Linked DNA regions of Homo sapiens: region 1 is linked to region 2. Evidence: read pairs that join two places in POLR2A ChIA-PET (ENCODE). Cell type or tissue: Caco-2. All regions are shown on one strand. Links, peaks and the distances in the headings refer to the core of each region. The heading gives the core; the rest is flanking DNA.

Region 1 (2,919 bases), core at 158-2,657, 130 kb before region 2:
TGTAGCTTTTGACCAATTCCCCAAACGGTAACATCTTATATAAGACAGTACAATATCAAAACTGAGAAAATGACATTGATACAATACTCTCACCCAGACTCCTGACCTTATTCAAATTTCACCATTTCTTACATCAAATAGCTTTTAGTACTAAAAATGGTATCAATTTCCATAAGCCAACACACACATGCCACAACCAAATAGGAAATGGAAAGCAAATTGAGATTTGAGTGCCGCAAGATGTAAGCGAGCGTGTTTCAAAGCACACTTCTGCCAAACTCTGGAACTCTATGGAGGTGTTTCAGAAATTTTAACATTTTCTTTATTTTAAAAATGTATACACATTTTTAAAAAATGCAATAATTTAAAAGTTCATTCCCATCTGTACATGTGATCAAATAAATGCAAGTTGACATATTTTGGGCAGCTTTAGCATATTAAGCCATCTATCTTTTCAATTGACCATATCATTGATTGGAAGGAGAATTTTTTTTTTAACTACTATTTGCAATTACTTATCTGAAAGTTCTAACGAAAAGATCATATCAGTCATCTATTTCCTCAATTTCAAATTTCTGTATCAATAAAAAGGGCTTCGCTGGTCCTATCGGGTTTACTACTAATTTCAACTTTAGCATATTTCTATAAACAAAAGCCTATGTTTACTTATTTCACATATTACAGTATTTCCTAAGATTTGTCTTTAAGTGGACTGTTGCTTACAAAGTTTGACAATTGTTGTCCTGGGGCTTGTCAAATTGGCCTCGGGGGCTTATCACACACTCTCAGGGGCTGAGCAGTGGGGAAAGGGAGGATTCAATGTCTATTTTCTTGTCCCACCTTCAAGGAAATGCATTTCCTCTTTCCTCTAAGGAAAGACATTTTCATATGGCTTAAGGATAAAATGTAAATATTAGGGACACAATGAGGCTACCTGCATGATGGTTAATCCTACCGCATTTACTGCCTGAGCTAAGCAACTTATCAGAAGCTCCACAGCCAGGAAGTGGCACAGCTGGGATTCAGAATGAGCCTATCTTGACCCCTAACCCAACCTCTTCCTATTGTGCCCTGGGGACATCAGTCTGTGACAGGTTGAGCTGGACTGTGGGGAAGCATAGAATAAAAAAATCAGGCAAGGTCTGGTCCAGGCCTGAGAGGGCGGGCCTTTCCCAGCATCTCTGGCTATTGGAGGAGTCTGGGAAAAGGCCCAGGAAAGAGGAAAGAACAGGTGGCTCAGATCTGCCTGTCCCTAGAGAAGCTCATGCTATCCAGGCCAAGTCACTGGGGGGGCCTGCTGCTGAAGCTCGTAGTACAGAACATGCATTCGTCTGGAACGTGCCTTTTACATCTCTCCTCAGAGAACCAAACCAGGCAGAGGAAGGAGGTCCAAAATACCACCTGCCTCCTCTCGGTCACTGGTGGTGACTTCCCAAGCAACATGTTTGGGGTGGATTTTTTACTGGGTGATGTTATACCACCATGGTGTCCCAAATGTGCGCCTTCCCTGGGGAAAGCTCAAGTGGGGGTTCAGCTGGGAAAACCTGTTCATGACAACCATCCCTCCATACTGTCATCCGTACAAGATCCTGGATGCTATTTCCAGAACTTGGCATCACTCTGACCACTGGCACCTAATCTTGGGCTGTAGAAAGGTGTTTTTTCCTTTGGTTTCGTTTTTTGAACCAAAAAAGCATCGCTGATCTCCAACAGCTACATGCCAAGGTGACTCATCCACCACTGCCGTTTCCAACAGACAACAAAGCTACTATAATTACATAAATCACGAATCCCTGTCCCCTTAACGTGCTTCGTCTCCTGTCTTTCCCTGAGTGGTTATTAAACTCCAAAGTTGACCTAACTTCAGCAAGAGGTCTTAGAAACTTCATTGCATGCATATGAGAAAACCAGTGACCTGGATGATCATGACTGGCGCAAGGTCACACAGCTAAATGCGAACACACTTGGGAGTTCTGAGAGCTTTCTGCTTCAGCTCTTGGGTTGTTTTATTTTCCTATTGTGCATCTATTCTTGTCGGTGCCTGGTTCAGAGGTCTGTCCTGCAATGACTCAAACCCAGGGAACTGTGAAAGAACAATTACTGGTGCCCTTACTTTGCCATTTCATGTTGAACGTAGCTTATGAATAGCACTAATGAAGTATCAGACAGTCAGAAATGTCAATCTAATGGGAAGATGGTGGTCCCACCTATGTAAGCCTGTTTTGTCAGAAACCTGATTACCATTCAGATGATAAAATATTAATTTAAATATTAAATTTTAAATATCAATTTAAAGTCACTGTGTTTAAAAAAAAAATGCCACAACTCTTATCCCCTATTTTATATTATTTCAACTCCCCTACTTTACACAGCTTTAGTAGAAAGGCCTCATTCTTCTCAATCTCATTTGGCTCTAACAAGTTTGACCAGTATCAACTTAAATATTTTATTTTGCACTTCAAAGGTAAATGCTTTGTTAACTATATGTGAACAAAATCTTTAATTTTATAAAAAGTAATTGAGAAAAACTTTGTTTCACAAGCTGAGGAGCAGCATGCTGTTAACAGATTCAACAGATTCCTTAAAGGCAAGCAGGTGGACCAGGGGCACCACTCCATTGCTGTATGCTCCAGCGTAAAGTCAGTACCACCTTGAGGTCAACAGGAAAAACGACTATGCTATCTACATTCTTGGCCTAAACAATACTTACGCATGATGCTTATTTTGAAGGCTTTAAAGAAATGCTGGTGGACCACGAATCATCATACCTTTGGTCACATTATTTTCCAGTTTACAAAGAGGGAAAGTATTTTTCTGGAAATTAAACTGGAGGTAATAAGTCATGGTGGTTCTTAACAAAAACTATCTCCCTAGAATACAGCACATAGCAGGTGCTCAACAAATGTTTACTGAATGAAT
Region 2 (2,919 bases), core at 300-2,799:
ACAAGTGCCAACTCTATACTTGCAAGGACTAGAGAGGGAGTGCTTCCTTGAATTTTGCAACTAATCCCAGTCCTGCCTCTATTCATATCTAAAATACTATCATCTCCAAACATGCTGATCTTCTACTTCATGTTGCCTCTTGCCCTCTTATCTTTGTCTTTCCATTAGATTGTTAACTTTGGAGGTCAAGGGCAATGTCTTTCATCCTTATTTTCCTAGGGTTTGGTATAGCATATGGAAAATAACGGGTCTTCAGTAAGTATCTACTGAAAGAACTGATGGGTGAGTGGGTCTAAATTCTGTTTTTGATGAAGGCTTTCCTGATCCCTCAAATTCACTCTGATGTCTCCATCCTCTGAAATCCTAACATATTATCCGTATTCTCTGAATAACTCAATTCATTTAATTATATATGTTGACATAACTTTTATGTTTATGTAACTCTTGTGCAGCAACTTAATTTTCCAATTTTCTCTTTCTTTATGCACAATTAGATTTTAGTTAGTTAAGAGCAAATGCCAATTTGTGTTCTTTGAATTTTCTCAGCAGCTAGCAGAAGATTTTGCACACTGAAGGTACATAGCAAATGTTTCTTCAATATATGATGAAGAACAAACAAGTAAGTAGATGAATGGCATTTTCTCAGCTGAAAATAGAATCTACGGTAACTGTTTTCAAGTCCTAGCTTGCCTCCTAACTACCTGAGTGCAGAAATGCTTTCCCCTCATTGGCTTCAGTTTCTTTTCTCTTTTTTTGAGACGAAGTCTCACTCTGTTGCCCAAGCTGGAGTGCAGTGATGAGATCTCGGCTCACTGCAACCTCTGCGTCCCATGTTCAAGCGATTCTCCTGCCTCAGCCTCTCAAGTAGCTGGGACTAGAGGCATGCACCACCATGCCCAGCTAATTTTTCTATTCTTAGTAGAGATGGGGTTTCACTATGTAGGCCAGGCTGGTCTCGGACTCCTGACCTTGTGATCCACCTGCCTTGGCCTCTTAAAGTGCTGGGATTACAGGCATGATGAGCCACTGTGCACATCCTGGCCTCAGTTTCCTTATATGTAAAATGAAGAGGTGGTTTGAGTGATTCTGAAGATACTTCCAGCTCTGGCATCCTGTGACTCTATGAATTTAGAAATCTGTCATGCAAGAGGAGTTCAGGTGTAAATTTTGTTACTATAAATCACTTGCTCATCTAACAGGAATTGTTTACATGTAGCTGATGGTCTAATTTTTAAATGTTCAGAGTCCTAAAATTATGAACAGATTATATGTCAAAAATTAATTTGTAATATACAAGGTATATTATGGTTGAACTAGTTTTTGTGGTCTTAGGCTGGAAATTAAACACCTAGTATATAGAAGCAATAATATTTCAAGTATACATATTCATTTATAGCATTATTTCTATGGGAAAATGCACCCAGAATTCTAACTAGGATCTTCAAGAACAACTCTCCCCAGGTCAGTGCATGGAGCAGAAAGAGAAGGGAAAGGGATAGAATGTCTTCATGACTTTAATCCTAGTATTTGAAAAAAAAAAATCAAACCTTGCACCTACAAATTTCTGTCTTGATCCAGAAAGTCATTAGCATAAAAAAGATAATAGTGGCCTTCTCACCTAACGCCACCAACATGGTGTTCAGGCGCTTCGTGGAGGTTGGCCGGGTGGCCTATGTCTCCTTTGGACCTCATGCCGGAAAATTGGTCGCGATTGTAGATGTTATTGATCAGAACAGGGCTTTGGTCGATGGACCTTGCACTCAAGTGAGGAGACAGGCCATGCCTTTCAAGTGCATGCAGCTCACTGATTTCATCCTCAAGTTTCCGCACAGTGCCCGCCAAAAGTATGTCCAACAAGCCTGGCAGAAGGCAGACATCAATACAAAATGGGCAGCCACACGATGGGCCAAGAAGATTGAAGCCAGAGAAAGGAAAGCCAAGATGACAGATTTTGATCGTTTTAAAGTTATGAAGGCAAAGAAAACGAGGAACAGAATAATCAAGAATGAAGTTAAGAAGCTTCAAAAGGCAGCTCTCCTGAAAGCTTCTCCCAAAAAAGCACCTGGTACTAAGGGTACTGCTGCTGCTGCTGCTGCTGCTGCTGCTGCTAAAGTTCCAGCAAAAAAGATGACGGCCGCGAGTAAAAAGGCTTCAGCCCAGAAGGTTCCTGCCCAGAAAGCCACAGGCCAGAAAGCAGCACCTGCTCCAAAAGCTCAGAAGGGTCAAAAAGCTCCAGCCCAGAAAGCACCTGCTCCAAAGGCATCTGGCAAGAAAGCATAAGTGGCAATCATAAAAAGTAATAAAGGTTCTTTTTGACCTGTTGGCAAATGTAAAAAAAAAAAAAAAGATAATAGTGAGTATTTTATTATTTCAGGAAGGTAAAACAGATCTTTTAAAATGGCTCGTTGTATCATTATGTTCTCATTTAGTTATTTTCAGTATTTACTTTTTCTTTGTAAAATAAACGTGAAAGTGGCTTGTTAAATTTTTTTTAGAGAAATCTGAGTAATCTTCCCAGAGGCTCCTGAAGAAGATTTAACTTTTTTCTCATCTGATTTTCATATAATGTATTCAATTCTACAAGTTCTATTGCTAAAATGCCACACTGTGTGAGTGATGTCCATGTTTGGTGACTAAATTAACTATGTGACAAAACTGATATTTTCTTAAGGAAAAGTCTAATTTCATGAGGAAGTATTTGGTAGTTCATGGTGGTGTTAGATATGAGTTCTAAATTTCTTTACAAAGAATCAATATGTCAGTATGTTCAATTCTTTGCCTTCTATTTTTAAACTTCACTTCCTCATAAAGCAACCTTTTTCGATCACCTGCTCCACCCTGACTCATTTCAATCACCTGCTCCACCCTGACTCATTCCCATTACCGGCTACCTGGTCTGCCCTGACTCATTCCTTACCC

The links. Peaks named below come from ENCODE experiments on the same cell type or tissue, not always from the same donor. Only the 100,000 strongest peaks of a DNase experiment are listed, where the experiment ranks them.
Region 1: POLR2A ChIA-PET joins it to region 2 with 6 read pairs; 3 of 35 experiments call an interaction of 5 or more read pairs at or near these places.

The regions. Positions count from the first base shown.
Region 1 is chr12:62,833,424-62,836,342 of GRCh38, forward strand. The region is part of intron 1 of PPM1H (protein phosphatase, Mg2+/Mn2+ dependent 1H); the gene reads right to left. Among named protein-coding and RNA genes, the nearest start is that of PPM1H, 100 kb to the right of the region's middle. In Caco-2, for the core only: no CTCF peak of the experiment used is centred there; a DNase peak (open chromatin) is centred at 1,138.
Region 2 is chr12:62,963,693-62,966,611 of GRCh38, forward strand. It overlaps the pseudogene RPL14P1. Among named protein-coding and RNA genes, the nearest start is that of PPM1H, 30 kb to the left of the region's middle. In Caco-2, for the core only: no CTCF peak of the experiment used is centred there; no DNase peak of the experiment used is centred there.